6 separate regions of the Homo sapiens genome follow, and all the other regions are linked to region 5. Evidence: chromatin loops called from intact Hi-C (ENCODE). Cell type or tissue: CD4-positive, alpha-beta T cell. All regions are shown on one strand. Each heading gives the region's core, and the rest is flanking DNA. Links, peaks and the distances in the headings are about the cores only. Region 1 has its middle 8.2 kb from the start of EN1. Region 2 has its middle 18 kb from the start of EN1. Region 3 overlaps LOC107985941 (a long non-coding RNA gene). Region 4 overlaps LOC105373578 (a long non-coding RNA gene). Region 5 holds the start of LOC102723413 (a long non-coding RNA gene). Region 6 has its middle 39 kb from the start of THORLNC.

What was found. Peaks named below come from ENCODE experiments on the same cell type or tissue, not always from the same donor. Only the 100,000 strongest peaks of a DNase experiment are listed, where the experiment ranks them.
Region 1: it touches region 5 in a loop (14-fold over the local background); 99 of 110 quality-filtered maps call a loop at or near these places.
Region 2: a loop joins it to region 5, with 8 times the contacts of the local background. A loop is called at or near these places in 99 of 110 quality-filtered maps.
Region 3: it touches region 5 in a loop (23-fold over the local background); 4 of 110 quality-filtered maps call a loop at or near these places.
Region 4: a loop joins it to region 5, with 2.4 times the contacts of the local background. A loop is called at or near these places in 25 of 110 quality-filtered maps.
Region 6: a loop joins it to region 5, with 4 times the contacts of the local background. A loop is called at or near these places in 9 of 110 quality-filtered maps.

What each region holds. Positions count from the first base shown.
Region 1 is chr2:118,853,279-118,858,469 of GRCh38, forward strand. No RefSeq gene overlaps it. Among named protein-coding and RNA genes, the nearest start is that of EN1, 8.2 kb to the left of the region's middle. RefSeq lists enhancers at 117-652, 4,149-4,910, 4,911-5,191. In CD4-positive, alpha-beta T cell, for the core only: a CTCF peak has its summit at 2,554; a DNase peak (open chromatin) is centred at 2,543; H3K4me3 peaks cover 863 bases; H3K27me3 peaks cover 4,000 bases.
Region 2 is chr2:118,863,014-118,868,204 of GRCh38, forward strand. No RefSeq gene overlaps it. Among named protein-coding and RNA genes, the nearest start is that of EN1, 18 kb to the left of the region's middle. In CD4-positive, alpha-beta T cell, for the core only: CTCF peaks have their summits at 2,265 and 2,464; a DNase peak (open chromatin) is centred at 2,298; H3K27me3 peaks cover 889 bases.
Region 3 is chr2:119,172,098-119,177,288 of GRCh38, forward strand. LOC107985941 (a long non-coding RNA gene) reads right to left here. Exons shown (of 3, transcript XR_001739665.2): 3 at 1-3,632. Among named protein-coding and RNA genes, the nearest start is that of C1QL2, 16 kb to the left of the region's middle. In CD4-positive, alpha-beta T cell, for the core only: CTCF peaks have their summits at 2,547 (motif pointing left) and 2,746; a DNase peak (open chromatin) is centred at 2,534.
Region 4 is chr2:118,200,342-118,205,532 of GRCh38, forward strand. The region is part of intron 2 of LOC105373578 (a long non-coding RNA gene); the gene reads right to left. Among named protein-coding and RNA genes, the nearest start is that of THORLNC, 17 kb to the left of the region's middle. In CD4-positive, alpha-beta T cell, for the core only: CTCF peaks have their summits at 2,573 (motif pointing right) and 2,772; a DNase peak (open chromatin) is centred at 2,570.
Region 5 is chr2:118,043,922-118,049,112 of GRCh38, forward strand. It overlaps LOC102723413 (a long non-coding RNA gene), which reads left to right and starts at 645. Exons shown (of 3, transcript XR_923247.3): 1 at 645-825; 2 at 1,383-1,461. In CD4-positive, alpha-beta T cell, for the core only: CTCF peaks have their summits at 2,885 and 3,084; a DNase peak (open chromatin) is centred at 2,940; H3K27me3 peaks cover 435 bases.
Region 6 is chr2:118,144,832-118,150,022 of GRCh38, forward strand. No RefSeq gene overlaps it. Among named protein-coding and RNA genes, the nearest start is that of THORLNC, 39 kb to the right of the region's middle. In CD4-positive, alpha-beta T cell, for the core only: no CTCF peak of the experiment used is centred there; no DNase peak of the experiment used is centred there.

The DNA of each region.
Region 1 (5,191 bases), core at 425-4,424, 810 kb after region 5:
TTCCCCGAGGTCGGTGTTCTCAGGCCTAGGGGACCCTCTCCCACCCCTGGTCCCCACCTGTCCGAGTGGCCGCTCTCGCCTGGATCCGGCTTGGCGCGTTCGGTGTCCACACAGACTGGCCTTGGGCTTGTGAGAGTGTGGGAGCGATTGAGGAGGGGCCAGCGCGGCTTCTGGGTTCTGCTACCCCCACCCCTCCGCTCAGTCCGTGGTCTCCAGGAGGTCTGAACCCGACTTCAAAGCTGGGAACGGAAAACGCCAGAAAAGAAGAAAAAACACAACATCCAAGTCCTTTGTGCAGGAACGCCCCCGTGACTCCAAAACCGTTCTTTTTGCTTGTCCCAGAATTAACTGTCTTCCTTCTCTTCCCTTTGACTCCTGTAGGGGTGCGGGTGGTTGTCCCGGGGCTCTTTTCCCACTGACCCTGGAAAAGGAGACAAAAGTTCGCGCACCTGGCTCTCGGCGCCTAGGTTTTCTGCCTCTGCCGGCCCCGGAGCCCGATCCAGGCCGCGCCTCCCTGTTGCCCAAGGGGCGTGCATCTTTGGGACCCTCTTCCCGGGGAGGTGCAAGAAAAGCTCCGGGTTCCAGCAGAGGTCGGCGCTGCAGGGCCCAGGCGGGAAGATGTGGAAGGAAAAAGTTTAGTACAGAAGGTGGGGCGGTAAGGGAACGGAAAGTCTCAAGAGCCTGGGAGCGGGGGAGAGGGGCGAGAACCCGTCTGTCTCCCCCACCCCGCCCACCTCCTTCCTCGTATTGAATCGGATGCGGGGGGCGGGAGGGGGTCACTGCAATGCCAAGGCCTTCTCGGGCCATCTTCCCTGTTCCCCTGCTCCAGCAGAAAGCTGGGAGGGGAACGAGTGTGTAGCCCCGCGCGTGCGTGTTTGTTCGTGACTCAGAGGCTCTGGGTGGGTGCGTGAGTGAGTCCAAGTGTGTGCCCGAGTGTGCACGCAAAAATTGCGTTCGTTTTGTCTCTCTAATTCTCGTGTGGTTGCGCTTTGCTGTGTCGGTGTGAAAGTGTGTGTGCGTGTCCACGTGAATAGTCTCCATGTGTGCGTGTCAGTGAGTGAATTTGTGTGAGAGCTGGGGAGTGACCGAGGTTTTGGAAGTGAAATATGTGAAGTTGGAACGACCCTAGGCTCTGACCCCAAACCTCACCTTTTACCCTATCTCTCCCTCCAAACCACCCCCTCCACCCCCGCCATTGAACTATGCCAGGGAAGAGGAGACAGTTGTTTAAACCCGGATTAAAATAGCAACTGGTTTTTTGTTTCCCACCAAGACCCACCTCAGCAGCTCTGAGCCCTGATTGAGGGGAGGGTGGGCCACACGTGCCAAGGTCAAGATCAAAGGGACCTTAGGGAGCGCAGAGACCAAAAGCCCGCTCCACAAATGAGGCAACTGAGACCCGAAGAGAGTAAGGGACTAGGTAGGGATCCCACAGAGGCCGCCACTGGTCTCAGAGCTCGCCAAATCCCGCTGGGAAGCCGCGGGCGTCCCAGTTTTGTTCTGCAGCCTGAGTCCCAGATGAGAGCGCGGGGGATGACGGTCTCCTACCCCAGGCTTCCAACTCCACTCCATTCACCCCCAGGAAGGGTTCACCCCCTTCCCGGTGGGTGTCGGAGGTGGGAGGAAGGAGGGAAGGTGATCTCTTGGGGCTGGGAATGTAGTGGGGCTGAGGGCGAGAGGGAAGCACAACCCCTCCCCTTGTCGGATCCCACTTAGGGCTCCTAAGATTCCCACCTCTCCTCCACCCACCAGGGGGTTAGCAGCATCCTCTTCGCCCCCGCTACAACTGTCCAAGCGTGAATGGTAGTTAGGGGTAGGGGGCTCGGTAAAGGGAAGGCTGGGCTCACTTCCTGCGGGGGGACTGGGGGTAGGGATGGGGTAGGGGTGGAATACCGGCCACAAAGCCATTCCAGGCACGTCCCTCCCCTCCCGCGCCGATGACTCCCGCCCCAAAATTGTTATGCAAAGGAGTCAAGTATGTGATCTTCTGGCGATCAAAGCGGCAAAGCCAAATATTAGAGGAGCAGTCAATAATGGATGAGCAGATTAAGAAACCCATCTCGCGGACAATTATCGCCGCAATTGAAAAAGCTCACTTTTTCCCTTATTCTCCATCCCACCCCCATTTATAAAAGAAAAAAAAAATAGGCGGAAGGATGGGGGCTGGGGCTGGCAGCCGAGGAGGCTGCAGGGACGCGCATGGAAGAGCCGGTGCGTGGGAGGGTTTGCGGGGGGGACATCGCGCCCCCTAGGGGTGACCCCAGTGGGTCCCGTGTGCTCTCCGCGGAGCCGGCGGAGCCTTGTCCTCTGCACCCGGCGCGCAGCGGCCCCTTAAACAGTGGAACCGTGAGGCCGCTCTAAGCCGAAGGGCTGGAATCTGGGTTTCTCGGGTTTTATTTTAGACCATTCGGCACCAAGCCCGAGCTCCCCCGCCGCACCGCTTCCAGTCCCCTTTCTTTCCATAGAGCGACCCGAAGCCGGCGGTGGCGCAGGGAGCCGAGTCTGATGAGCTCGCGGGCGGCTGAAGGCCGGCTTCCCTGTGGGGAACGCGCCACCTGTCGGCGCCAGTGAGAACTGCGTCTGTGTGGCGCCCTCGGGGTATTCGGGGCTGCGGGGAGATGTGTGCCTGAAGCCCTGCGCTTGCGGTGGGGACGTCCGGCCTCTTTCCTGGCAATTGACCCCTGAGGCGGGAGAGACAACGGAATTCCCACAAAGGGATCCTTCTCGGGATCTCCCCACCTCAAGACAGCTAAAGCTGGAGGAAAAGCCCCTCCGGGGGGTGGGGGGTGCGGGTTTGCCCTGCGATTCCGAAAGCAGAAAATACCCGAGCCACACAGGGACGGGCGCCGCGTTGGTAGTCGGGGCTACGTTCCTACTCCCTCTACCTCCCCCGCGCTGTGTGACCCTGGGCGGAACCCCGCTGCTCTCTGGGCCTCAGTGTTCTTATTCGTAAACTGAGGGCGTTGGATGAGATTGGTCCTCTCCCAACTCTGACCTTGAAACTGATACTGAATCTGAGCAGCGTCTGTAGACACCTGTGCCTTGCCTTCTATTTCTAGCCTTGAATAAATCCTGGACTTTTATGTGCCATTTATATCCTAATCTCATATATATTTAATGTATAACTGCTGCCATTATTGTTTTCTCAATTGTCTAGGTTTTCATTTGGATGGGGTTAGGATGGTCCAAATTATCCCGATAAGTGCCCATTAACTTAAACCTTTTTAAAAAATGAAACCAGTAAAACTTCATTCACTTTGCAGTGTGGACACTGCTGGAGAGCACCCATGTCGTGGGTCCAGCGAGGACACAAGGAGGGGCTTAGAGACATGCGGGAGGCTTAGATGAGAAGACAGCACCCGGGCAGCGGTCAGTGTTAGAGAGAGGACCCGTAAGAAGGGCCGAGGCTAGAGGGAGAGCGAAGACTGAGCCAACGACGCACCTGAGCCCTGGGGTGGGGGTGGAGACGTGGCTCCTAACCCAAATCTCCCTGCCAGGCAGTGTCCGACGAGCATCGACGGCAGGCGTCGAGACCAGTGCAGGGTAGCTCAGACCTCAAGCCACGCTTGACCTTTCCATGAAATGAATAAAACTCGAAAGCCAGGGAAAGGGGACAGTACTTTGATCCGGAGATCGCTTATAACCTCTGCTTGGAGTTCCGAGTTCGTGCGGCTCAAGGGAGGCTACAGTCCAGCAAGCTCTGGGCTCCAAGCGTGGGGACGGCAGCCCCCAAGCTTGGCGCACCCCTCGGGAAGCCCCGGAACGGTCCTCGCCAGACATAGCCGGCTGTCCTGGTCCTTAGCTTCAGGCTGGCGGCGCAAGGCCAGAGCGGCTGCCTTCTAGGCACCTGGGTGGAGGTCTCGCATAGCATTCCCTGAGAAGCGAAACTGCCCTTGGGGCCGCAGCGAGCCTGCCACATCGAACTGGAGACCCTCTGCTTTCGGGATAGATGGGACGTTTCTGCTCTGTCCTTCTTGGAGTCCCGGAATCGTTCTGGGGCCGCGTGCTGCCTGGAGGCGGTGAATTTCAGGGTCTTGAGAAGCCGCGCACACACGGGATTCTGGGCGAGCGTCCCGTCTCTTAATTCCTATTAAGAGACGGGAAAATCGAGGGACTGGAGGTCCCATCATTGTCGCGTGAGCAGCCTCCTGAACACCAAGCGAGACCTGAGGGTTCCGCTGGGGCCTCGCCCTGACACCCGGGCCCTCCGTGTGGTCGAGAGTTTGCGCCCGCTCCCGCTAGGGCAGCGAGGTCCCACTTGCGGCCGGCTGGGGCATGGTGGCACCGGTTGTCTACTCCCCACTTGTGACACCGACAGCTTCCAACTCCTCAGACCCACCCCGTGGAATTCTGGACTTTGTGAGGGCCGCCGGGGTCCTGGCCCTGGGGTCAGCTGCCATCTGACTAAGCCAGGACGGCGGAGCTCCAGGCCTTGCTCCAGCACTGCCGGTGCGTCGGGGCCCGCGGAGAGCCCAGGGCGGGAGCTGTGGGCTGAGCCGGGTGGCCGCGTGGACACAGATGCCCGGCCGGACTGAGCGGCAGCCAAGACTCTCCGTCCATCCCGCCGCTGGACTCGACTCTCCCAGACCCGCCACGGAACCCAGATTTGAGCACGCAAGATAAAGACGCCAGAGGCGAGTGCGCGGCGGAGAACTGGCCGCGACACGGGAAGCTTCTGGGGCGCAGAACGCTGGCTCCGACTCGCGCGGCGCAGACCAGCTTCTGTGGTTGCACTCAATTGAACAACAGGCGGATTTACGTTAAACTTTGTTTTCACCTTTCACTAAGATGTTTCCAATTTACCAAGGGGATAGAATGAGAGACAGAGATGTGAGAGATACAGAGAGAGAGATAGAGAGTGCAGGGTCGGGGGAGGAGGCAGAGAGCGGAAGCGGTTCTCTTTAGGGGTCTCCACCTTCAAAAGACGACGGAACGATGGTAGCCAGCTCAGGATCTATCAGGTGCTAGCCCTGGGCTGCCTGGCTCTGAAGGCTTCACCTGGTGGGCTGGCTTGGGCATTCCTAATGGGCATGCCGGGAGCCTATCAAGGTATGAACCAGCATACTCTCCCTTTTACAAAGGAGGAAACTGAGGTCGGAGAGGCTAAACCCGCCCCAAGCGCATGCCCATACCAAGCGGGAAACGAAGCACCGAATATTTCCCCAGCTCGTAGGAAGCCAGATGGGGGCCA
Region 2 (5,191 bases), core at 398-4,397, 820 kb after region 5:
CATCACTTTGGTAACTTTCTAACAAGTTGGTTCTGCTGTTATTGTTGTTTTAGTCAGCTCCAGCCAAGATTCTTGCTGCATCATGAAACATTTGCTTCCAAATTGGGTAAGTCACCCAGTGAGACACACCTGATAGTGAAGATAAGATTTTAGCAACAACTCCTGCCTTTTTGCTTTCATGAAGTTGTGTTTCACTAGAAAGCATTGCCTTTCCTAGGAATTTCATAAATAATTGACATTTTTTAAAAAACATTTTGGTCCCTTTGGTTGGTGGGAAGGGAGTAAGGAGAGTGGGGCTGGGGAGATGGAGAGGGACCAGGGAGAGAAGCAAGGAGAGGCTGGAGCAGGAGGAGAGGAGCCTTCTTCTTCTTTTTTTTTTTTTTTTTCTTTTTGAGATGGAGTCTCTCTCTGTCACCCAGGCTGGAGTGCAGTGGCGCAATCCCAGCTCACTGCAACTTGCCTCTGCCTTCCGGGTTCAAGTGATTCTCCTGCCTCAGCCTCCAGAGTAGCTGGGATTGCAGGCGCACACCAACACGCTCGGCTAATTTTTGTATTTTTAGTAGTGACAGGGTTTCACCAAGTTGGCCAGGCTGGTCTTGAACTCCTGACCTCAGGTGATCCGCCCACCTCGGCCTCCCAAAGTGTTGGGATTACAGGTGTGAGCCACTGTGCTCACCCGAGAGGAGCCTTCTAACGGGGAGAACGGGCAGGCTTAAGCTGTCCTGTGCAGCCCTGAGCTGCATCAAATAAATCAGCTTTATTTGATGATTTTCAACATCAGGGGGCTCAGATGACTCCCAATCCTTATTAGGTATCTGTAGTTCCATGCTGGCTGCTGTTTTTTCCATGGACTGTGGGAACCCAAGAATTTGTGTAATAATTTTGGTTAATTCTCTTAAGAACACACTCTTACTTCGACAGGATGTTTAGGAAGTGAGGCTTCTATTCTGATGTAGAGAGCCTTTCTCTCCCTCCAAGGGCTGCCAAAATTACCCCTCCATGGGCTGCCAATCTCTCTCCCCCTACATTCAGCCTCTTCCACACTGCAGGCTCTTTGGCACTGGTGTGGGGTCTGGGAGCTGAAATGTTCATCATTTCTCCCAGATATTAGCATGTCATCAGGTCCCACAATAGCACAAGGGGCCGAGTTTATATCAGAAGTCCATAGAGTAAAATGGGTCCAAGGCCTGTAGAAACCACCAAACTGAAATCCTTCCTAAGCCTGCAGGGGCAAAGTGGAGACAATCCCAATTTCTGCCCAGCAGAAACCGCTCAAGCTTGTGTAGATGAGAGGCCCCCTCCCAGTGTGAGCAGGCTAACCCGGGTCCAGAGCGGCGGAAGGAATCAGCGCTCCAGGGCTCCGAGAGTCGGACGATTGGCCCCGGGGAAGCCAGTTTGCTGGGAGGCCTGGTGACCTTGGCTGCTGAGTACCCCTCCAAGCACAGTCAGGGAGGCTATCAGGCAAGTCTACAATGGGTCAAAGAAGCGGATCCTCTGTCCTCTTGGTCTGCGACTTTTCCCATGAAGGACAGACCTCGTAGCCTACATCCCTCCATAAATTCAGATCTACCCCGTGAGTAAAAAAGAGAGAGAAGGGTAAGTCCCATTTAGGGTTTAAAGGATATGAGACCTAAAAGGAGCAGATGGTAGAATTTCAGGCATTATCTAGCAGGTGGCAGAGAATCTGGGGGAGTCCAGGCTGTGTCAGCGCTGCCTGACAAATCATCCTTCCACTCAGAACAGATGCTCCTGGACGCTCATATCCTTGTACTGTATGGAGACTGCTTCTCAGAGCTGACTCCATGTGATGTGGCTTTGTGTCTGCTCCCCTGAGGATGGTGGCTCCTCACTATCTGGGGCTGTTGAGCACTTGAGATGTGGCTGGTCTGCATTGAGGTGTGTTGTCAGTGTAAAATGCACACCAGATTTCAAAGGCTTAGCAAGAAGAAAAAAAGATTACAAAGTATCTCATTCCCATTTGGAAAGGAGCTCTTTGCTCTAGAGAGGTCCTGCAGCCTTTCTTTTTTGCTGAGAAGAAAATTTTGCAGTGAGTGTCCTCTGAGCAGGTAGGCCTACCTGTCTCTTCTGAAACTATTTTGAGAACTTGCTCATTACTTTCCTTCTCTTGTTAGTCACATGCTCAGAAGCACCTCAGAATTTCAGTAAAATTTCATTTCCACTGGACAGGAACCAAAAGGCCGAGAGTAGGCTGGGAGCCCCTGCTGACAGGAACCAAAAGGCCCAGAGTAGGCTGGGAGCCCCTGCTGACTAATTTCTAAATACTGGTTTCTGGTGACATCGTATGGCCACTTCTTGATACTACACCGGTCACAGGCTGTGTGCAGGTCCTGAGTTCTGCAGTCCTGATGTCACCCACCTCTTGCTGAGTGGGCCAGTGCATCAGAAATCCTAAACTTGTAGAAGGCTGTCTTTCCAACCTCCATTTCTCCTCTCACTTCTCTCCATCTCATTTCAGTTCTTCCACATCTATAATATTGGGCCTGTCACCCTAAACCACTGGGGAAATGGCTGTGGACTGAGGGTTAGAAGAACCTTGAGTAGAACTGAGTAGTTTTAGGAAAACCATTCAACATCTCTGGGCTTCTCCTCCTCAAGGTTATAGCGGATGACCTCTAAAGTCACTTCTGGCTTCCCAAGTTCATAAATCTAATGGTGGAATTTGAGACACTGATGAAGAAGACTCAAATACTGCCTCATTGGTGGTGACCTACAAGAAAGGCCCAGTCTCGAGTCTAACTCGCAGTTCAGGAGGTGACCCAAACATGGAGCTGAAGTGGCCAAATGTGATTTCTTTCCTTTTTTTTAAATATTGGATCTGTGTCTCTGGAGACCAACCATGATTTCTTAGGAGATGATAATACTCATAAATGCAATTGTTGTCAATTGTTGCATATATTATCTCATTTAATTCTCACAACAATCCCATACATTAGGCATTATCACAATTAAAAATACCTAATATATTTAACACATACAAGAGATATCTATGTATGTGGATATATATGTATACCTACCAATGAATGTGTTTAAAATCAAACCATAAATACTTAGGAACTACTTTCAAGAACTAGAACAACAGTGATTCTATGTTTATGAAACTCCAATACAAGTAAAAGTAAACAATATGTAATAAAGGCTGTTTTTAAAGGCAATGAAGGCCAGGCATGGTGATTCACACCGGTAATCAAAGCACTTTGGGAGGCCAAGGTGGGTGGATCTTCTGTATATACGTGTCTTCCCTGTCCCATTCCCTTGCCTCTGCCCAAACTAATCACTATCCTAAATTTTATATCTTTGCCTTTGTTTTTTTGAGACAGGGTCTCACTCTGTCACTCAGGCTGGAGTGTAGTGGCAAGATCATGGCTCACCGCAGCCTTGACCTCCTGGGCTCAGGTGATCCTCCTGCCTCAGCCTCTGGAGTAGCTGGGACTACAGCCACACACCAACATTTCCAGCTAATTTTCGTGTTTTTTTTTTGTTTTTTTTTTTGTAGAGACGGGGTTTCACCATGTTGCGCAGACTGGTCTTGAACTCCCGGGCTCAAGCGATCTACCCACCTTGGCCTCCCAAAGTGCTGAGATTACAGTTGTGAGCCACCATGCCTGGTCTTCTTTGCCTTTTAAAAACTGGTTTTATTACATGTTGTTTAGTTTAACTTGTATTTGAGTTTCATAAAAAATGATATTCTATGGTCGATGGGACTAGATTTTTCACTAAGTATTACTTCTCCAAGATTCGTCACTGTTGCATGCATGTAACAGGGCTTGAGTCAGGTTATCAGCTGTATAAGAGTTCATTGCTGGAATAAATCTCATTTTATTTATCTATCCCCTTGTCAGTGGACATTTGGGTTGTTCCTAGCTCTTTACTTCTGTGAACATTCTTGTTTTTGTCTCTTGGTATACATGTGTAAAAATATCTCTAGAACACAGTAAAAAGATTGGTGGTTGCCAGGGGCTTGGAAAGTGGTGGTGAATAGGTGAAGCCCAGGGAATTTTTAGGGCAGTAAAACTATTCTGATATATATATATATACATACACACAACATATATATAAAATATATATATAACATTATATATAATATATAATATATTATTATATATAATATATATAACATTATATATAGTATATATGACATATATAACATATATTATATATAACATATATAAAATATAACATATTATATATAACATATATAAAATATAACATATATTATATATAACATATATAAAATATAACATATATTATATATAACATGTATAAAATATAACATATATTATATATAACATGTATAAAATATAACATATATTATATAACATGTATAAACTATAACATATATTATATATAAAATATATTATATGTTATATATTATAAATAAAATATATTATATGTTATATATTATAACATATTATATAAATAATATATAATATATAACATATATTATATAAATAATATATAACATATATTATATAAATAATATATAACATAACATATATTATATAACATATAACATATAACATATATTATATATAACATATAACATATAACATATATTATATATAACATATAACATATAACATATATTATATATAACATATAACATATATTATATTATATATAACATATAACATATATTATATTATATATAACATATAACATATATTATATTATATATAACATATAACATATATTATATTATATATAACATATAACATATATTATATTATATATAATATATAACATATATATTATATATAATATATAACATATAACATATATTATATATAATATAATATATAACATATATTATATATAATATAATATATAACATATATTATATATAATATAATATATAACATATATTATATATAATATAATATATAACATATATTATATATAATATAATATATAACATATATTATATATAATATAATATATAACATATATTATATATAATATAATATATAACATATATTATATATAATATAATATATAACATATATAATATATAACATATAGCATATATAATATATAACATATAACATATATTATATATAACATATAACATATATTATATATAACATATAACATATATAATATGTAACATTATATATAACATATATAATATGTAACATTATATATAACATATATAATATGTAACATTATATAT
Region 3 (5,191 bases), core at 797-4,796, 1.1 Mb after region 5:
CTATCACCTGAGTTCAGGAGTTCGAGACCAGCCTGACCAACGTGGAGAAACCCCGTCCCTACTAAAAATACAAAATTAGCCAGGCGTGGTGGCAGGCATCTGTAATCCCAGCTACTCGGGAGGCTGAGGCAGGAGAATCACTTGAACTTGGGAGGCGGAGGTTGCAGTGAGCTGAGATGGTGCCATTGCACTCCAGTCTGGGCAACAAGAGCAAAACTCCATCTCAAAAAAAAAAAAGAGAGAGATGTGTTGCAAGAAATCGGCTTACGTGACCGTGGGGGCTGGATCCATAGCGCAGGCTCTCAGGAGGGGCAGTCCAGAACTCTCAGGCTGATGCTGCAGGCCACAGGTGGGATTTCTTCTCAAGAAAGCCTCAGCTCTGCTCCTAAGGCCTTTCAACTGATTGACTCATGCCCACTCAGATTATTGAGGGCTATCTCCTTTATTTAAGGTTAACCGGCCCAGTGCAGTGGCTCACGCCTATAATCCCAGTATTTTGGCAGGAAGATTGCTTGAGGCCAGGAGTTTGAGACAGGACTGGACAACAGAGCAAGAGCCTCATCTCTACAAAACATAAAAAAATTAGCCCGGTGTGGTGGCACACTCCTATACTCCTAGCTACTCTGGAGGCCAAGCCGGGAGGATCACTTGAGCCCAAAAGTTCAAGGCTATACTCCTAGCTACTCTGGAGGCCAAGCGGGGAGGATCACTTGAGCCCAAAAGTTCAAGGCTGCAGTCAGCTATGATCAAGCCACTTATACTCCAGCCCAGAAAACAGAGTGAGACCCTGTCTCTAAAACAACAACAACAAAAAACCCCAACCAATTGTAGATATCAACTACATTGCTGTGGCTTGAATGTCTCCTCCAAAACTCAATCTGAAACTTAATCCCTAATTTAATAGTATTGGCAGGTGACAGGGCCTTTCAGAGGTAGTTGGGTCATGTGGGCATTCATGGATTAATGGGTTAATAGATTAATGGGTTATCATGGGAGTAGATTAGCTATCACAAGAGTGAGTCTGTTACAAAAATCCAGCTTGGCTCTCTCTTGTGAGCCCCTCCCCATACGATGCCCTGCACTGACCATTAGCAAGAAAGCCTTCATCAGATGGACCCCCTCAACCTTGGACATCTCAATCTTCAGAACTCTAAGAAATAAATTTCTTTTCTTTATAAATTGCCCAGTCTCTGGTATTCAGTTATAGCAACAGAAAATGGACTAAGATACACATCTACGAGATACCTCCACAGCAACTCCTAGATTAGTGTTGATGGAATAACTGGGGATTGTAGCCTAGCCAAGTCGACACCTAAGACCGGCCCTCATGTCACCCAAGGACAAGACAGCGAGGTCCTGAAGAGTTTCATGAAGAGGAGGGGAAGGAGAGAGTGGGGAGCTCAATGTGGACCCCTCAATTAATTTCCCAAGTGCTCAATGAGGCCTGCCCCACCTCTCATCCAGCTCCTTGGCCAGGCCCTGCCCCCACTCACCTCTCTTATGTGGGACACGTGAGCCCCTCCAGTGTGCCAGGAGCACATGGGTACAGGCACACATAGAGAATGCCGTGTCCACAGGAAACCCAGTGAGCCTGAAGGGCCTTGGCGTGCCATTTACAGGTCACTCACTTGGGCCAGGCCTCACTAGGGATGCCAGGGTGAACAAGACGTGGCCAGTGCTCTTGAAGGGCTCCCACCTGGTGGAGGTAGCAGACAAGTAAGGGGACAAAGGCCCCTCAGAAGTACACATCTGGTGGGCCGGGCGCGGTGGCTCACATCTGTAATCCCAGCACTTTGGGAGGCCGAAGCAGGCATCACTTGAGGTCAGGAGTTCGTGACCAGCCTGGCCAACAGGTGAAACCCAGTCTCTACTAAAAATACAAAAATTAGCCAGACGTGGTGGCGCGTGGCTGTAATCCCAGCTACTCGGGAAGCTGAGGCAGGAGAATCACTTGAACCCGGGAGGCGGAATTTGCAGTGAGCCGAGATCACGCCATTGCACTCCAGCCTGGACACAGAGCGAGACTCCATCTCAAAAAACTAAAAAAATAAATAATAAAAAGTACAAATTAGGTGTGGTTATCGCCTGGAGAGCCAGGAGCATCCTTGGGAGGGGACTTGGGGAGGGGTCCGCTGGGCTGCTCTAGCCCACTCTGGGCCAGAATCGTGATTCTAATTGCAGGTAGGCTTTACCCTATCAAAGCCCCCTGGGCTGGGGACTCTGTGAAGAAGCAAGATGTGCTTGAAACCTCCCTCTCTGCTGAAAAATCTAGACAAGCTCCTGACCGGCTGCATTGCTGCTTCAGCCCCTCCTCAGGGAAGCGGGAGGCCCTGGGTCTCTACGGGTGCTCTGTGAAAGACTGCAGAGGCTGGTGGGGCTGCATTCCTGTCTGTCTGCCTAGGACAGTGCCTACTGACTTCTGACTGCTGCCCCATGGTCCAGGGCTCCAGGTACACCACTGCAATGTCACTTTGTGCTTGGGGTTCCAACTAGACAAAAGCCCCACGTTGCACAGCCCTTGAGCCGTCCCGGGTAGCATGCCCCCTGGTGGCCGTGGGCAGTTATTACCGTTAATCCTTTCTTGCCCAGATGCCTCTAGCGTAGGCCACAGCAGCCGGCCGGGTTCGTTGTGTCTGGAAAGACCAGAGAAGGGTTCCCGGAGAAAGAGGCCGTCTGATCGGAGTTTTATGAACCAGAGGATAAAGAAAGGAAGGGATTTCTGGGCCTCAGAAAACCACATGCCAACGCATGGGGGTATTAAGGATAGGGGCTCTTGAACGCCCAGGCTGGTAAAATCTAGAACGGCAGAGGGAGGAGGGGTAATTTTTCTGGTTGGTAGAAATAAAGTGGGGATGAGGAAGAGCACGAAAGTCTGTCGGCAAACCTGAAAGTGGGAGCGAGCTTTTGTCAAATCCAGGGTCAACCTGAGCTCTCATTAATTGGGAAACTGGAGAGTCAGATCCTCTAAAGAAAGTGGAAATATTTGTTCTAAAGAACCCCTGCCAGGTCCCCGTTTACGTGACTCATAAAGAGGCCTTCAGGCAGAAAGGATCCCAGTGCACCAGTAACAGAAGGGCTCCAGGACCAGAGGGAATGGACAGGGAACCACCACCCACACCAAGCACAGGCCCATTGTCGGCATGAGGAGCCTCGCCCCTGCAGATCACCTCCCAGAGGGGAGCGGATCAGAGATTAAATTCCACACCTTTCTACAAAATCATAGCAGTTTGAAAGTGCCAAGGGGAGTAGGTGAGGAGGTTTCGAGGCATGTATGCAGCCGTTTGGAGACACCAGCCATGTCGCCTGAGTTTTCTGATGTAATCCTCATAACAACCATTCCAGATTTAAGTGATTAGTCCTGTTTTACAGATGGGGAAACTGAAGCTCAGAGAGGTTAAGCAACTTCCCCAAGGTCATACAGTAGCCAAGTAGCATAAGTGGTATTCGAACCCAGTTCTATTTGGAGCCTTCACAGGCTTTTTGCTGCATTCCACAAGAGTCTGTATATTCAGAAGCAAGTCTTCCACAGCCATCATAAGTCATCCTCACAGCCGGCTGGCAGGGAGGGAACATTGCCACTGTAGCTGGGATCATAGATATCGTGGTCTCCATTTGACGGATAAGACTGAGGTCTGGAAGAGAGTCAGTCAGTCTGTGTGATAAGCCTGAACCACCCTCTCCTTCAGTTCCTCCCCTAACCCAACATCCTCCGGGTCTGGAAGGACAGTGTCTTGAGCAACTTCTTGCAGCTATACTTCTCCAGCTAATAGTCTAGAAAACCGAGCCTGGTCCCGAGTCTCCTCCTCGGGGTACGAGCCGAGGGCACTGATGGGGGTCAGGAGGTGCTGGCTAAAAGACGGTGGTGCAGGTGCCCCTGGCTTTAAGCGCGCCCAGGTTATAAAAAGCTTGGTTCCCATGCTGGCCCTAATTCTCCATGCACTGAGTACCTTAGGTCCCTTCTCTGGGTCTGTTGCTCCCCTGTAAAACAAGGGGGTGGGAGAAATGACCTTCAAGCTCAAACACCATATGTCCACCTGGGTTGGTATAGCAGATTGCATTAGTTTGTTAGGACTGTTTTAACAAATGCCACAGACTGAGTGGCTTAAACAACAGACATTTATTCTCTCACAGCTCTGGAGGCTGGAAGTCTGAGATCAAGGCAGTGGCTGGCAGGGTTGTTTCTCCTGAGGCCTCTCTCCTTGTAGCCACCCCTCTTCTCCCTGTGTCTTCACATGGTTGTCCCTGTGTGTGTGTGTCTGTGTCCTAATCACCTCTTCTTATAAGGACACCAGTCACAGAGGATTACCGGCCACCCATAGGACTTCATTTTACCTTAATTATCTCTTTAAAGTCTCCATCTCCAAATTAGTCACATTCTGAGGTACTGGGAGTGAGGACTTAAACATACGAATTTGGAGGATAGGACACAATTCAGCCTATAACACAGATAGAAGACACTGCTCATTTTAAAAAAGAAGTAGCAGGCTGGGCGCAGTGGCCCATACCTGTAATCGCAGCACTTTGGGAGGCCGAGGCGGGAGGATCACCTGAGGTCAGGAGTTCGAGACCAGCCTGGCCAACATGGTGAAACCCCGCGTCTACTAAAAATACAAAAATTAGCCGAGCATGGTGGCATGCTCCTGTAATCCCAGCTACTCGGGAGGCTGAGGCAGGAGAATCACTTGAACCTGGGAGGTGGAGGTTGCAGTGAGCTGAGATCGCACTGCTGCACTCCAGCCTGGGTGACAGAGCAAGACTCCGTCTCAAAAAAAAAAAAAAAAAAAGAAGTAGCAGTCCCAGCCCTTTAACAGCGAACTTCTGATACATTTAAAACAGAATCTGATTCTCACTTTTTCTTCCAGGCCCACTTCAATGCCACTAATGAGGCCTATCTGTCTGCAATCTGATATTAGAGGCCAAAAATAATCTTTCTATTTGCCACTTACTGGGCACCAATGTCCTACCTGACACATGCTGGCTCAGGTGGGGGAGGAGGTACGGTCCCTGGCCCTAGGAACGCTCCATCTTAGAAAGAGACAGAATGTGCTGGGGTCAGAGTAAAAAGTGCATGGGCTTCAGCAGCAGATCCCAGCATGGCTACCACCAGCTGGGGGACCTTGGGCAAGAGCCCCCTGTGAGCCTCAGTTTTCTCACCTGGTCAATGGGACTCACACTACTGCGGCACACATTG
Region 4 (5,191 bases), core at 418-4,417, 160 kb after region 5:
ATATATATATATATACACACATATATATACACACACATATATATATACACACATATATATACACATATATACACACATATATATACACATATATACACACATATATATACACACACATATATATACATATATATGCACACACACACATACACACAAGGATGTCATTCTTTTTTGTGGATGAATAATATTCCATTGTGTGTATGTATTACATTTTCTTTATCCATTCATCCACGGATAGACACTTAGGGTGATTCCGTATCTTGGCTATTGTGAATAGTGCTGCGATGGACAGGGGAGTGCAGGTACCTCTCTATATACTGCTTTCCTTTCTTTTGGATATATACCCAGTAGTGGGATTGCTGGATCATATGGTAGTTTGTTCTATTTTTAATTTTTTGAGGAACCTCCATACTGTTTTCCAAAATGGCTGTTCTGCTTTACATTTCCACCAACAGTGTATGAGGGTTCCCGTTTCTCTGCATCCTCTCCAGATGATATCTCATTGTCGTTTTGATATGTATTTCCCTGATGATTGGCAATGTTGGGCATTTTTTCATCTACCTGTTGGCCATTTGTGTTTCTCCTTTTGAGAAATGCCTATTCAGGTTTTTGCTCATTTTTAATCAAATTATTATTATTTTGCTATTGAATTGAGTTACTTATCTATTCTGGTTATTAGTTCCTTATTGAATGGATAGTTTACAAATCTTTTCTCTCATTATGTGGGTTGGTTCTTCACTTCGTTGTTTCCTTTGCTGTGCAGAAACATTTTTGCAGGATGTGATCCCATTTGTCTATCTTTGCTTTTGCTGTCTTGTTTCCATTCATTTTTGCAGCTCCTGTGTCCACAGTGGTGCCAGGCTTCCACCAGATTTTGTGCAATGCTGACTAGTGTTTGCTATTGGGTGTGTGTTTGTGTGCATCCATCTGTCTTTCTAGGCATTCCCTCAGAAGGGGCGGCAACACGTGGTAGGGAGTCAGGCTCTATCTGCCCTGGAGGGCTTTGCTCTCTCCCTTATACCCAACCTCTGCTCCTGATCTGGCAAGCCGGCCTTCATCACACCAGCCTCTGCTCCTTTCTCAACCCTGGACCCTGCTAATTTCCATCCTGTCGTCTCCCAGAACCTCCCCATCCCCCAGGTGAAGTCTAAAGTTGCTTATGGATAGTGAGGAAGTTGACTATCAGGAGTAGCTGATGTCTGGAAGGAGAAAAAATCTTCATGGTAGAGGAGCATGAAACTGCATGGTGGAGTGACAGTGGCTGGGAGGGGCTTTTCCAACCTCCGTGTGCTCTTTCTTTTTCTTTTTTTAAGTCTTGTTTCCATAAGTGGTTCCTTTGTCCTTTCTCAGATACTTCACATCTTCATGCTCCCTGGCCTGTATCTAAATATGCTCTTGAGAAAGAAGACATTATCCATTTTTTATCTATCAATAAGAAAAGAAGCCACAAGGTTTCACCTTCCCAGTCTGGTCTCTGATTAGGGCCTGGAAGGCTTTTCCTTATGGATATTTCTGATGTCTGATGTCGGGGAGGTTGGCATGCGAGTGGGGGTAATATATACCCCTGCATGGCTGAAAATCCTCCCTGGATAGAGCTCCTTCACGCCCAGCTCGTTGGCACCCATCCTACAACTTCTCATCTATACATTGATCTCCTTCATTAGTGGACCACAAATGGTTCACTAATGGACCATTAGTGGTCTGTTAGTCACTGGCAGCTATATGAAATTGCAAAGCGACAGATTTTGTGGCCCTCCGTAGGTGTTTCCATGTGAATGATGGGCTGAGCACACACGAGAAACCTGAGTGACTGAAATGCAAGGATGCACATGCCCCCTGCATGCAGGACACATGCATGAACATGGACTTGCCTGGACCAAGAGAAGGATTGAATGAGGGCAGTAATTCGTCCTTGTGGGGGATTCTGGAGAGGCTGTCTTGAGGAGACAAAGGAGCAGACCATAGCTAGAAGACAAGAATGGTTAGGAGTGCTCTAAGAAGGGAGCAATACCTCAGAATCTCAGTAGGGAGCCCAACTTGGAAATGGGGAGAAGTCCAGACCAAGAAGAATTGATGGCCGGGCATGGTGGCTCTTACCGGTAATCCCAGCACTTTGGGAGGCTGAGGTGGGTGGATCACCTGAGGTCAGGAGTTCGAGACCAGCCTGACCAACACAGTGAAAGCCCGTCTCTACTAAAAAAAATTTAAAAAGTAGCCGGGCTTGGTGGCGGGCACCTGCAATCCCAGCTACTTGGGAGACTGAGGCAGGAGAAGGGCTTGAACCTGGGAGGTGGAGGTTGCAGTGAGTTAAGACGGCATCATTGCACTCCAGCCTGGGCAATAAGAGTGAAACTCCATCTCAAAAAAAAAAAAAAAAAAGAATTGATGGTGAAACATTCACTTTTCTGCCCAGAGAAATTTCCTTTGCTTTCTGGATCCCATCTGCCTTCCCAGCTAGTTCTGCCTACACAAGCCTGCTCTAGCCCATAGGGACCCTCAGTTAAAGTAGAAAAATATGCTTCAACTGGGCTGACCTGGCCCTGCAGGCACACAGGTTGGCCAGCAGATGGCATCTTTGTGTGAATTGGAAAAACCATGGCACAAGGCTTCGTCAGCCCCGTGCTGAATTTTAGATTCCCCTGGTGCCTTCAGCAGAGCATCCTTGTTCAGGGTGGACCTGCGCAATTATACAGAACAGTCTTGTCTACACCCCTGAGACCCACCTTGTAAACCTTCTCCCCATTCTCTGGACACATCAGCCCCCTTCACAACTCCATAATCTTAATACGTTCTGTTCTTGTCTTCCTCTTTGCAAATTTCAACTCATATCTCCAGAGTCAGCTCAAGTGTCCCGCCGTCGGCAACACTTCTGGGCTTGATGAGGTAGAGTGGAGGCTCTGAGTTCCTGCATCACAGCAGTGAGGGGCACTGCTCATCCACCAACACACACACACACGCACACACACATGTCTTTTTCTGAAACTAAACTTTTTCAAAGCAGTGTCTTCACTAACAATGTGCAATACACTAATACTTTCTATTCAATTCCATTCTGCTTTTATTAATTTCTTTTTAAATTTTATTTTAAGTCCCTAGGTACATGTGCAGGATGTGCAGGTTTGTTACATAGGTAAACATGTGCCATGGTGGTTTGCTGCACCTATCAGCCCATCACCGAAGTATTAAGCCCAGAATGCATTAGCTGTTTTTCCTGATGCTTTCTCTCCCCCTGCACACCACCCCACCTCCCAACGGGCCCCAGTGTGTGTTGTTCCCCTCCCTGTGTCCATGTGTTCTCATTGTTCAGCTCCCACTTATGAATGAGAACATGTGGTGTTTGGTCTTCTGTTCCTGCGTTAGTTTGCTGAAGATAATGGCTTCCAGCTCTATCCATGTCTCTGCAAAGGACATGATCTTGTTTCTTTTTATGGCTAAATAGTATTCCATGGTGAATATGTACCACATTTTCTTTATCCAGCCTATCATTGATGGGCATTTGGGTTGATTCCATGTCTTCGCTATTGTGAATAGTGCCGCAGTGAACATATATGTGAATGTATCTTTATAATAGAAGGATTTATGGTTCTCTGGGTAATTGCCCAGTAATGGGATTGCTGGGTAAAATGGTATTTCTGGTTCTATGTCTTTGAGGGATCACTACACCGTCTTCCACAATGGTTGAACTAATTTACATTCCCATCAACAATGTAAAAGCGCTCCTGTCTCTTCACAGCCTCACCAGCATCTTTTGTTTCTTGACTTTTTAATAATCGTCATTCTGACTGGCATGAAATAGTATCTCGTTATCTTTTTGATTTGCATTTATCTAATGTTCAGTGATGTTGAGCTTTTTTTCATGTTTGTTGGCCGCATAAATGTCTTCTTTTGAGAAGTGTCTGTTCATGTCCTTTGCCCACTTTTTAATGGGGTTGTTTATTTTTTTCTTGTAAATTTGCTTATGTTCCTTGTAGGCTCTGGATATTAGACCTTTGTCAGGATTCCATCCTGCTTTTAAAATGCTGGTTGTGACCTATTAAATTGATTTCCCAACGCATGAGAGTCGCAGCTCTCAGTGTGAAAGACACTAATTGAAACCACCAAGAGGTAGGAGTCTGAGAAAGTGCTGGCCAGTGAGTGCACCTGAGGGTTCTGTCTTTGGATAGGCATGGGAGGGAATGGATAGTGTCTGGGGTCAGTGAGGAGGTGGTCAGGCCTGTACTCAGATGTTTTCCTTTCCATGGCCATGAGCAGCAATGTCGCCAATGCCCAGACATATTTCCACCTCCCATTTTGAGCCCTGTCTGGCACCTAGGACCTTCCTGCTGCCTCCTGGGAACCCCCTCGTGGTGGCTAACGATGGCACTATCCCTTCTCTCTGTCTCTCCACATCTGAGGCACTCTTTCTACTATCCCAGTCTTGTCACCCAAGGCCGTGGAAGTGAGGGGATATGTCTTATCCATTCTTACATCCTCAGTACTTGCAGAGTGCGAGGCCTTCGGGTACTCAATGAACACTGGCTGAATAAATGAATGAGTAAATAAATAAGTGGGTGACCGTAGCACCAGAGTTCTGCTGAGCGAGGAGTTGCAGGGACTGCCAACTCAAATGCCTTCAGGGATCAACAGGCAGGTAACATCATTCCATGAAACAGGCCAGGTGGGAGACATAGGAGACAGCCACGAAACCTCTGGAAGGCCAGTGTCTCTGTATGACATGTTCCTCTTGCAGCTGTAACAAATCACCACAAATATAATGGCTAACAACAGAAATGTATTTTCCTACAGTTCTGAAGACCAGATGTCTGATCTGAGTCTTACAGAGCTAAAATCAAGGTGTCAGCAGGGCTAGATTCTTCTTGAGATCCCAGGGCAGAGTCTATTCCTTCTCTCTTCTACCTTGTGGTGGCTGCCCATGTTGCTTCACCGGTGGCTACATCACTCCAGTCTTGCTCTGCCATCACTGTCTCTGCTCTTTTGTGTCAGATATCTCTGTATCTTCCCCTTATAGGATCCTTGTGGTCATAATTAGGGCCCATTCAGATTATCTAGTATAATCACTGCTTCTCAAAATCCTCAATCATATCTTCAAAGTCCTTTTTGCCATATAAGGTCACATTCATAGATCTGGGATTAGCACCAGGAAACCTTGGGGATTATTTTTCAGTCTACTGTATCATGGCTAGGCAGAGTC
Region 5 (5,191 bases), core at 701-4,700:
TGGCTTTTCTTCCTTTTCACTCTCCTTAAATGAAATTCCCTATAGCTTAATCTTTGGATCTATTTGCATTCTCACCATAGTTTTAATGGTCATGTTTACAGAATGATTCACAAACCTGTATCAATCAGGACCCTTTGTCTCAAGTAATAGAAACCTGATTTCAGAAACAGAAACATAAATTTGCTTTGCACGCAGAAAGAAGGCCGAGGCAGCCCAAGAAACGTGAATGACAGGAAAGCCTACTATATGCTGTCTTATGTTACTTCTCTGTATTGGCCAACTACTTATATTGAAAATGATGACATAGAAGTAAAGAGAATTGTAATTCCTTACTCATCAATAAAGTGAGCAATGTTGGTAGAATGTGCACACATCGAGTAAGATGAAAACAGTCGAGTAACAGAAACCTGATTCAAATTTTGCTAAGAAACAAAGGGAGAGGTTGTTAACTCATTTATGTAACTCAGGACTCAACTGAGATGCTCAAAATCTGTACTCCTTGAAGGGTTTGTTTTTGTCTGTGTCTCTCAGCTCTGCTTTTCTCCACATTGGCCTCATTCTCAGGCAGTCCCTCTCTACCTGGTGACAAGTCCAGTGCTCTATGATGTCATGGTCCTCATGTCTCATCATCCCAGAGGAAAAGGGTGTCTCTTTCCCCACAGATGTAACCAGGTTCCTGTGGAGGACACGGCTTTGCTAAGCCTGCCTGGCTTCTGTGTCCTCCTCTGGGCCTGAGTGCAGAGGGTGAGAGTCCACATCCCCAGAACCATGGGGACTGAACAGGATTACTACAGAGCAGCAAAGAAGTGGGGCACCAAAGGAAAGGTGGGTTGTGGAAGGGATGGAAAGGGGAAGGAGATAATACATTCATTTTGACAATTTGAGGAGGTCTAGATTCAGGACATCAGGGCTGTCATCCTGGTTCTTTGGGTTTCTTGTCTTTTGTCTGTAAAATCGGAAGGTTGGAATTCTAAGGCCCTCTGTCCACCATCATCTTTCTTTAATTCTATGAATAATGGACACATAAAGCAGAAGCTTTTGAAGGTGCCTCTGGGCATAATCTGAGGGGCAGCAGAGCACAGTGGTTAGAAGTGTGAACTCTGGAAACAGATGTGTCATTCTGTGTGTGTCCATCATCTCAGGATCTGCTCAGTGGGCGTAGTCTCACAGAGCCCCAGGCTCAGAGAGCCTCACACTTATTTTAATGCTCTGCTGTCACTGTCTTGAAATTCTCAACAATTTTATGTTTGAACTTATGTTTTGCAAGTGAATTCTGACAGACATTGGAGCATACATGAGAGTAGGGAAGATAAGCACAGTATGTTAAGCCCAATAATAATAATGGAGTATCTGCTGTTCCTTGCTACCTTATTTCCTTACAGAGTACACAACACCTTGTGAACACAGAATTCTGGTGGACCCAGAATATGTGGGAGTTCAGTGAGACTTAAAGAGGAAAAGGTGAGCATGGCATATTGGCATATCTGCATATCTACCACTGACTTTTCGCTTGGGCCAGAACTTGCTTTGAATGCAGAAAGCAGGCCAAGGCATTCCAAGAAACATGAATTACAGGAAAGCCTACCATATGCTCTCTTATGCTACTTCTCTGTGTTGGCTAACTACTTGTACTGAAAATGATGACATAGAAGGAAAGAGAATTGTAATTCCCTACTCACCAATAAGCCCAAGGTGAGCAGTGTTGGTAGATTGTGCATATATCAAGTGAGATGAAAATAGTTGAGTTGGTTTTGTGCAGCATTTCTACCATTCTGGAGAGAGTGAAATACACACACATGAGCGACAAAATAACGAATTGTGAAATTTTGATTATTCTGTATATGAGTTACATGCTCTTTTATTTGCATTGAAAACACATTGCACAATATAAAAATGAATGGTAAAACTCATACAATGACAACATTAAATTTTTTATTAAAATAACATTAAATAGCAAATTAAAACATCATAACAAGTTGAGAGAGAGACTTAGAAAGAAAGGAAAAAGCTTTATATTTTCATACTTTTAATGGCACTTCTTTCCCTGCTTTTGGAACAAAAGGCTCCACATTTTGATTTTGCACTAAGCCTCACAAATTATTTAGCCTCCCCCTGAATCAGCAAATGACTTTACCTCCTGGTGATTCCGTTTCTCTATTTGTAAAGTGGGCACAAACACAGCAATGTCTCCATTATTGGACTGTTGCAAGAATGAACAGTGCTTAGCATTCAGTAGTTGCTCAATAAACATAAGCTTTTATTATAAAAATGAGTTAGTATAAGACATATCTTTATGATGTGAAATAGTCAATCTTTTTTTTGTTTGTTTGTTTTTGAGATGGGGCAGGGTGGGTCTCACTCCTGTTGCCCAGGCTGGAGTGCAATGGCATGATCATGGCTCACTGAAGTCTCAACCTCGGGGCTCAGGTGATTCTCCCAACTCAGCCCCCTGAGTAGCTGGGACTACGGGCATGCACCACCATGCCTGGCTTTTTTTTTTTTTAATTTTTTTTATTTTTTTTATTTTTAGTAGAGACAGGCTTTCGCCATGTTGCCTAGGCTGGTGGATTATTAGATCTTAAATTTCCCTCGATGGTGACTTTCTGTAAACCAAACTTGATAGCAAACTCCCCTCTTCTATACTTTTCCTATGTTGGAAAAGTTTATTGGAGTAGTTTGAATTTTTCACTGTAGTTTCATTAATAGGCTCACTTAATTTACTACTTAAATGATGCCATTGGCATTAGCAGAATACTTTATGTAGTCAGCAGCAGAACAAATAAAGTTAAGAAAAATATTTTAGGGGGAGAATATTGGGGATCAATCTTTTTTAATTCCAAATAAAAACTGAGGTAAGGATTAAGCTATTAAGTGAAAAAGCAGAAAAGGACATTTTCTACTTCTCAACAACAGATGGCGATGTAGCTAAGCAAATAGAGGACATTGTTCTCGGAGAAATTCTGTCTTCAAGTGCGAGGAAGCAAAGCTATAAACAACATATGGAAAACAATGAACATTTTAATTAGGTGTTAATAACTGAATATTGAATCTTTGTCTTCCACCTAACTCACAACAATGTTATGACAGCTAATTAATAAGTGATTGTAAAGGAAATGATTAATTATTTAGAGTAATAATTAGAATAGCTTACATGCTTGTAATCATAAAATGGTTTTAAAAGTAGACAGAGGCAAAGCAAGTTATTATTCTGTTGTTACAAAAATATTGCGGTGCCTCTTTCAGGATGATTCCTATTGTCATTCTGCATTGTCTGGATTTAATAAACAGGCACCATCATGCTTTTTTTTCCCATCAAGTTTCATTTCAGCCATGGAATAGAAAATCATGTATGTGTGGTTTTTAAAGGATTTTCTGTCATACTTATTTGAAATTATGTACATGGGAGTAAACTGAAGGCCTACCCATGTGGGGGGAACTTTTTGGAAAGATATTAACCACAGAACGAACCAAAACAAAACCCTGGACCAGAAGAATAAAGTCTCCCCCTAGAGTCTCTGTCTGTAGTGTCTGATTCTCATATATAAAATCAAAACTAAAAAGCAAGTGTATAATCCCAAACTTCTCCTCCTCCGCCTTCTCATTCTGTATTTCAAATCTCTTTGAACTGTCTCATGTCTTCAGGATATAATGAAATCCCTTGCTCTGGAAGGAAGCCACAATAGATATATTTCAAGACCTTTCCCTTTCCTTTCTGCTGGTAGCAGAGCTAATGTAGTTTACTTACTAGATGAGTCACCATGGATGCTGATACACTCAAGCCAAGTCTACCCTAGTGAGGGGAATTGGAGAATTGTGGCAATTATCTCATAATTTAAATAAACAAAGCTTCCCTCATTTTTGTTTCGGTTACCTGAATTTTTCAAGTGAATGTCTAATTTTAGTTTTGAATTATTAGAGGTTGTTCTTGCCTCAACCCTCTTAGTAGCTAGCAGAGCTCTGGACGGCTTTGAGGTGAAGTGCTTTAAGAATGTGCACCCAAGGCAAATGTATTCTGTGCTTTCTATTTTATCATCCCAAGCATTTCTACTTGGCATTTGGGGAAACAATGTGAATAACTCAAGTCTAGGATGAAACATTTCTGGAAGGCAGACAATATTGAGATCTGGAAATGGTTGTTTGGAGAGCCTAGATATTTCCAATCAGACAAAGACATTCATAATACCATGTCCTTCCAGACAATATGGACCCCAACACGTTTTGTGTGGACCACATGTTTCTCGGCTGGCCCCAGTCCAAGCCACCACCTGTACTGAAACTTCCAATTGGGAGTTTACGGCTGATCCTGGCTACCTCTCTTAATCACATCTTTCTTCTCAGACCATGTCCCCACCTTGCCAATGTGAATTCCTCCATCTTATTACCCCTCACTTAATGCGAGTGAACATTCGAGGGAGATAGAGGAGCTTTGCAAGTGTAAGGCATGGCTGTCATTTCCGGGTCCTAAAGCATCATATTGTTATTTAATACTTATATTCAATGTCTTAATTATTCAGCACCTTTAAGCCACAATTGTTTGGCTTCAAATAGAACCTGGGTGATGGTAGTTGCTAAGGTGTGAGCCCAAAATGACTATGATCTGCATTTCTTTTCATAGTGTGCATTTTTGAAGACTGACTCTCAACTTTCAGCTTTTGCCACTGCCTGTGATATGTCTTGCTCTATGTGACTCAGCATGAAAGGCTCATCTGGCAATCCCATCTCTAATTTCTTATCATTTGCCAGCAGGAGATAGCTATGTTGCCTGTTCAGAGAAGGAGCATCTATCTGATTGACAGGATGCTGTGGGTAGAAGTGGACGTTGGCAGTTGACGGACCTGGGTTTGAATCCCATCCTTTCACTTCAGTCACGTGCAATATTTCTTACCTTCCCTGAACTTCAACTTTTATTTCTGTAAAACAGGGATAATAATATATATCTGGCAGAATAGTGATTAGAAATAACTTGTGTAAAGTGCCCAGCAAAAGGTGAATGCTTAATAATGGTAACCATTGTTAAAACTTCTCTTTATGCAACAGGAGAGAAGATATTTCTATTCTTTTGCTATTATGCCTCATTCTCCTTTCTCCACCGTAGCAGGACTTTACCCCTCAGTTACATATTTTCTAAAAACATACTGTGAGCCCAACACTGTAGGGAACACAAATAACATGTGGTGCTGTGACTCTGTCT
Region 6 (5,191 bases), core at 726-4,725, 100 kb after region 5:
TTTGCTATTTAACCATGGCATGGCAAGGTCTTAGTCTTCTTTTAATTAATTCTGATCAATATTTGTGTTTCTCTTCAGCCCCTGGAATTATGTTAATTGTTACTTTGCTAAATTCCTTCCCTAATTTCTCTCTTACTGCTTTCTGAACGTCTCTGAAATTGCTATTGAAACTCTCACAGAAGGTTGTAGGCTGTGAATAAAAACCACAAGAGAGGATCTCCTTTTTTTATTTTTAAATTTTACTTTAAGTTCTGGGATACATGTGCAGAATGTGCAGGTTTGTTACATAGGTATACATGTGCCATGGTGGTTTGCTGTACCTATCAACACGTCATCTAGGTTTTAAGCCCTGCATGCATTAGGTATTTGTCCTAATGCTCTCCCTCCCCTTGCCCCCAACCCCACGACAGGTCCTGGTGTGTGATGTTCCCCTCCCTGTGTCCATGTATTCTCATTGTTCAACTCTCACTTATGAGTGAGAACATGTGATGTTTGGTTTTCTGTTCTTGTGGAGGATCTCCTTTTTTTTTTTTTTTGGTGAGTAATGGCAGCATCATTTGAAGTGTCTGCTTTCCCAAGGTGTGCACTGTAAAAGGGAAGACACTCAAGTCAATGTACAAAATGAGCCTCACTGTTTTATAATCACCCAGCCTGCATTACCTTTTTTGCTGTTTATAAAAATTATCACTGTGAGGTAGATAATGAAAGTTGTCATTAACAGTACCTACTTTGTAAAGCCAGTAACTTTATATATATGATTTATTGTGTTTTCTTATAACCTCCACTTTTAGATGAAGAAACTGTGGCTCAGAAATTACAAAAAGTGTCTAAGATACTAAGCTAGGAAATGGCAAAGCTTAAGTGCAAAGCAGGTCTACCAAACCCCAACGCTGAGCTCTTTTCACTGCACAATCCTTTTTGGACAAGTACTACTTTCATTTGTGAGGAAACTGAGACCCAGCAAAGCAAGGCATCGACCAGGGTGATAAACTCAGTGATCTGCTTCCTGGTCCCCAACTGTTGCTCCAAACTTTCTCCTCCTTCCTATTTTCTGACAAAATCTTTCTAGGCGATGGTGGTCTCCACAGATGATGCCTATCTGTCTGCGTGTGTGGCAGGCACAGCTCTCATGAATGCTCTTGGATAAGGATGCACAGTCATCTGCATGCCTGTCCCTTGCTCAATGCAGCCTCTGGCAGGAAGGTAAGAAGTAGGAGCTCCAGGGCCGTGCTTGTGCAGGGAGCCCTTGGTGTCCTTGTGTCCTGGCTTTTACCTTGTTCTTATATTTCTTGGTCCTAGTCTAATGCGAGTTGTCCATTTAAGCCTCTGACTCTAGATTTTCTCTTTCGCTTCTGAGTTAGACTTTCTTTCTTCCTACTGAAGCCCAGAAGGGACAAAGTCTCTTGGGCTTTTCCTCTTTTTGGAGGTTTGTTCATCCCGTTGGGGCTGTCAAAACTTTAAGCAAGTGGAATGTGGAGGCAGAGCTTTCTCCCACAAAAGACTGTGGTTCAACCAGTCTGGTTCCTGAAAAGTGGGGCATAAGATGACACCCAAGGGGATACATCTGATAAGGGAGGGGACAAAAGTCCAGAAAAAATGATTCCAGGCACATACGAATGTTTTGTGTGTGGGTGTGTGCATGCGTCGGGGGTGCTGGTAGCTTTAATAGAGAACCTGAGGACTAAGACTGGCAAATAAATGCTGACCAAAGTCCCCAGTTGTATAAAAGTCATGCGTATTTCCACAGGTAGCCAGTGCCCTGGATGACAGGTCTGGATGACCCAAGAAAATGAGAACAGGAGGGCCTGGCTACACCTGACATTACTGCAGGGGCATGCTGGAACCTCGGCCCTTGGGCATAGGTCAACCAAAACGTACTGCAAAACACAGCTGGTTTGTGAACTTGTGGCTCTTTATAGTCTGCCCTATTTGATTCCCATTGGTTCCAGAAGGCAGCGTAGGCAGCCCTCAGATGGATGCTTATTGTGAACACCAGTGGTGTCACAGAAAGGGGTGAAGCCAGTCGGCACTGTCAAATGTCTGTGAAAGCCCTAGGCAGTGCCTGGCTAGTGTTCAGTAAGAGTTTGTTACACACAGAAACTAGCTGTGGCAGGAGATTATACATCTGTATAAATATTGAAATATATCTATGTCTTTCTGTGTGATCAGATCGTGCATAAAGGGATTATGATCAGCTGTAGATGTGTGGTTTTCCCTGATGGACTGTGGATCCATTCCCTTATCTATGACTCATCCCTGTTCTCTAACACAGCAAAAGGTCTCAGGCTTCATTTTTCTATAAAAGGTTTGCTTATCCCAGCACTTTGGGAGGCCGAGGCAGATGGATCATGAGGTCAGGAGTTCAAGACCAGCCTGACCAATATGGTGAAACCCCGTCTCTACTGAAAATACAAAAGTTAGCCAGGCATGATGGCACATGCCTGTAATCCCAGATACTCAGGAGGCTGAGACAGGAGAATTGCTTGAGCCTGGGAGGTGGAGGTTACAGTGAGCCGAGGTGATGCCATTGCACTCCAGCCTGGGTGACAGAGCGAGACTGCATCTCAAAAAACAAACAAACAAACAAACGGTTTACTTAGCTGAGCTGCGGATATTGTTTAAATGCTTACATTATTACGTTGTGTTATGATCTGTTTATCATGTTGAGGCATGTGGTTTGAGAATCTTCGTTGTGGAAGGTTTGAATTTTTAAATGAAGAATTAAGAGTTTCTCCCTAGGTTATGTGGGCCATGACATATTTCTGGGTGAGGAAACAGCATGATGAAAGCCATCCTTGGAACCCAGCTTCCTACATTTCTTATCCTTAAAAGGCATTCTGATCCCTGTGGCTGACTTTTGCCCCCTGCCTTCGTCTTGGACATTTGGTCTTAGTTTTTGCTTATTACTGTATTATTTGCGTAGGGCTGCTGTAACAAACAACCACAAACTGGATAGCTTAAAGCAACAGGAAATTATTCTTTCACAGTTCTGGAGGCCATAAGTACAAAGTCAAGGTGTCTGCAGGGCCATGTTCTCTCTTAAGGCTCTAGGAGTCCTTCTTTGCCTCTTCCTAGTTTCTGGTTGCTGGCTGGCAATTCTTGGCAATCCTTGGCTTGTAGCTGTGTCACTGCAATTTTGGCTTCTGTCTTCACATGTCTGTCTTCAATTATGTTTATGTGTTCATGTGGATTTCTTATAAGGGCACCAGTCACTGTATATAGGGCCCACTCTACTCCAGTATGACTTCGTCTTAATTAATTACATTTATGATGAGCCTATTTTTAAATAAGGTCACATGCTGAGGTTCTGGGTGGACATGAATTTTGGAGGGACATCATTCAACCCAGTACACTTACAGGTCTCTGGAATATGGATCTATTACTTTTTGTAGGGACTCATATCTCTGCTCCCTAACTCAGGTTTTACAAGAATAAAGTTTTACAGAAGTACATCCCCCAGTCTGAAATCTGGAGGAGTTCAGAATTTGAGTAACTGGGTCTGTCCCTGGTATTGCTATAATTAGGTTACCTTTATTCCTTTATGAATCATTAACTTTGAAAACTGCTGGTTCTATCTGTGACAACCAGTGATACATCATCTTTAACCAGTCTGTACCACCATAAAAAAAAATGTTGCTTAAGTCCTAATTTATTGCTCCACGACACAAATGGTGCATCTCTTACAAACTCAGCCAATTTTAAGGGTGATTTCTGGGCTGCTTAAAAAGGCTTCTACTTGGGAGGCTGAGGCGGGAGAATGGCGTGAACCCGGGAGGCGGAGCTTGCAGTGAGCCGAGATCCCGCCACTGCACTCCAGCCTGGGCGACAGAGCGAGACTCCGTCTCAAAAAAAAAAAAAAAAAAAAAAAAAAAAAAAAAAGGCTTCTACTGCCAGCTTTTGGAAAATCTTGCTTTAGAGATTATTATTTTCTGTTTCAGGACAAATCCACGAATTTGGCCTATTCATGTTAGCTATAGTGAGATGATGCCTCTCTTGTCCATAAAACTTGAATACCCGGGTGTCATAAGTGATTTTTCTGAAGTTAATTTTTCCCATACTTTGAGTTATCAGTTTCTGACGTGCTGGTGTGCATTTCAGTTGAGGTTTTATTACATTGTGTTGGCAGCACATTATGTTTTTTACACATGGATTTGATTGAGAAATGAAACTGGAATAAGAATGAGGTAGCAGCAGCATCTGCTGGAAGACTCAACTATTGCTGTTGTCAATCAGCCTGATTGATTAAATATGGTGATACACATCTTTATTAAAATGAAATACTTCTTTTGAAAAAATACCATTATGCCAATAAATTATATGATTTTCCTGAAGAATGTGTCTGAGGAAGTGGTCTGTTGGTGGAGCACGATAACTCTAGATAGCTGTGACAAATAGGAGAGTTCAGATTAGATCTGGCTGATTTTGCAAATGGAATTTGTTTTTTTTTTTTTGTTTTTTTTTTTTGCATATGGAAGAAGTGAACCAGCATTTTGGGAGACTAAACCGTGTGGGAAGGTTGGAGTTTGACTGGATCCCCAAACATTGTCCCTTAATTTCTTGATATCCTGTGGTCTACTTGGTTTTAAGTCATCTGGTGTCACCCAGACCTTCTTTGAAATAAGAGAAAACATCCCGATAAACTGAAGTTTCATTGCTTTCATTTTTAACTCAAACCCATTTTAGTTAGCTGCCATTTTACAAATCTGGAAAACTGAAATCCAGAGATGAGAACAGGGATTCTTGAGAATAAGAGTGGATGGATTATTTCACTGACGTGGATCAGTACCCAGCAAACATTATCCCTGCCTGCAAAACTCTGAAATTTGTAGGAACTTCAAAGAGGAGGTGGTGAGAAGTCGAGTATTTGATCATTATGAGCCCAAAGAGGTAAAACAGAAAATCTGGACTGCTTCTTGGAGGGAAAAACCAATGACTTCATTGGTCCAGTTCAATTTTAATTTGGATGATTTTTAGTCTTGTTATGGTCACTCTGGTCTCCTTGGCTGGGGCTGAGTCTTCTCAGAGTGTTGATGATTCACATTGGCTCAGGTCAGCCAAAATTCCAGGGACACCCCTGGCTCCAACCGAAAAAAATGTCTCCTGTTAGAATCCAAAAAGGTGTTGCATTGATGTAAAATGCAGAGTTTCAAAAGAGGGCTTTTCAAGCAAGTAAGTGGACAATAAGAAAGGA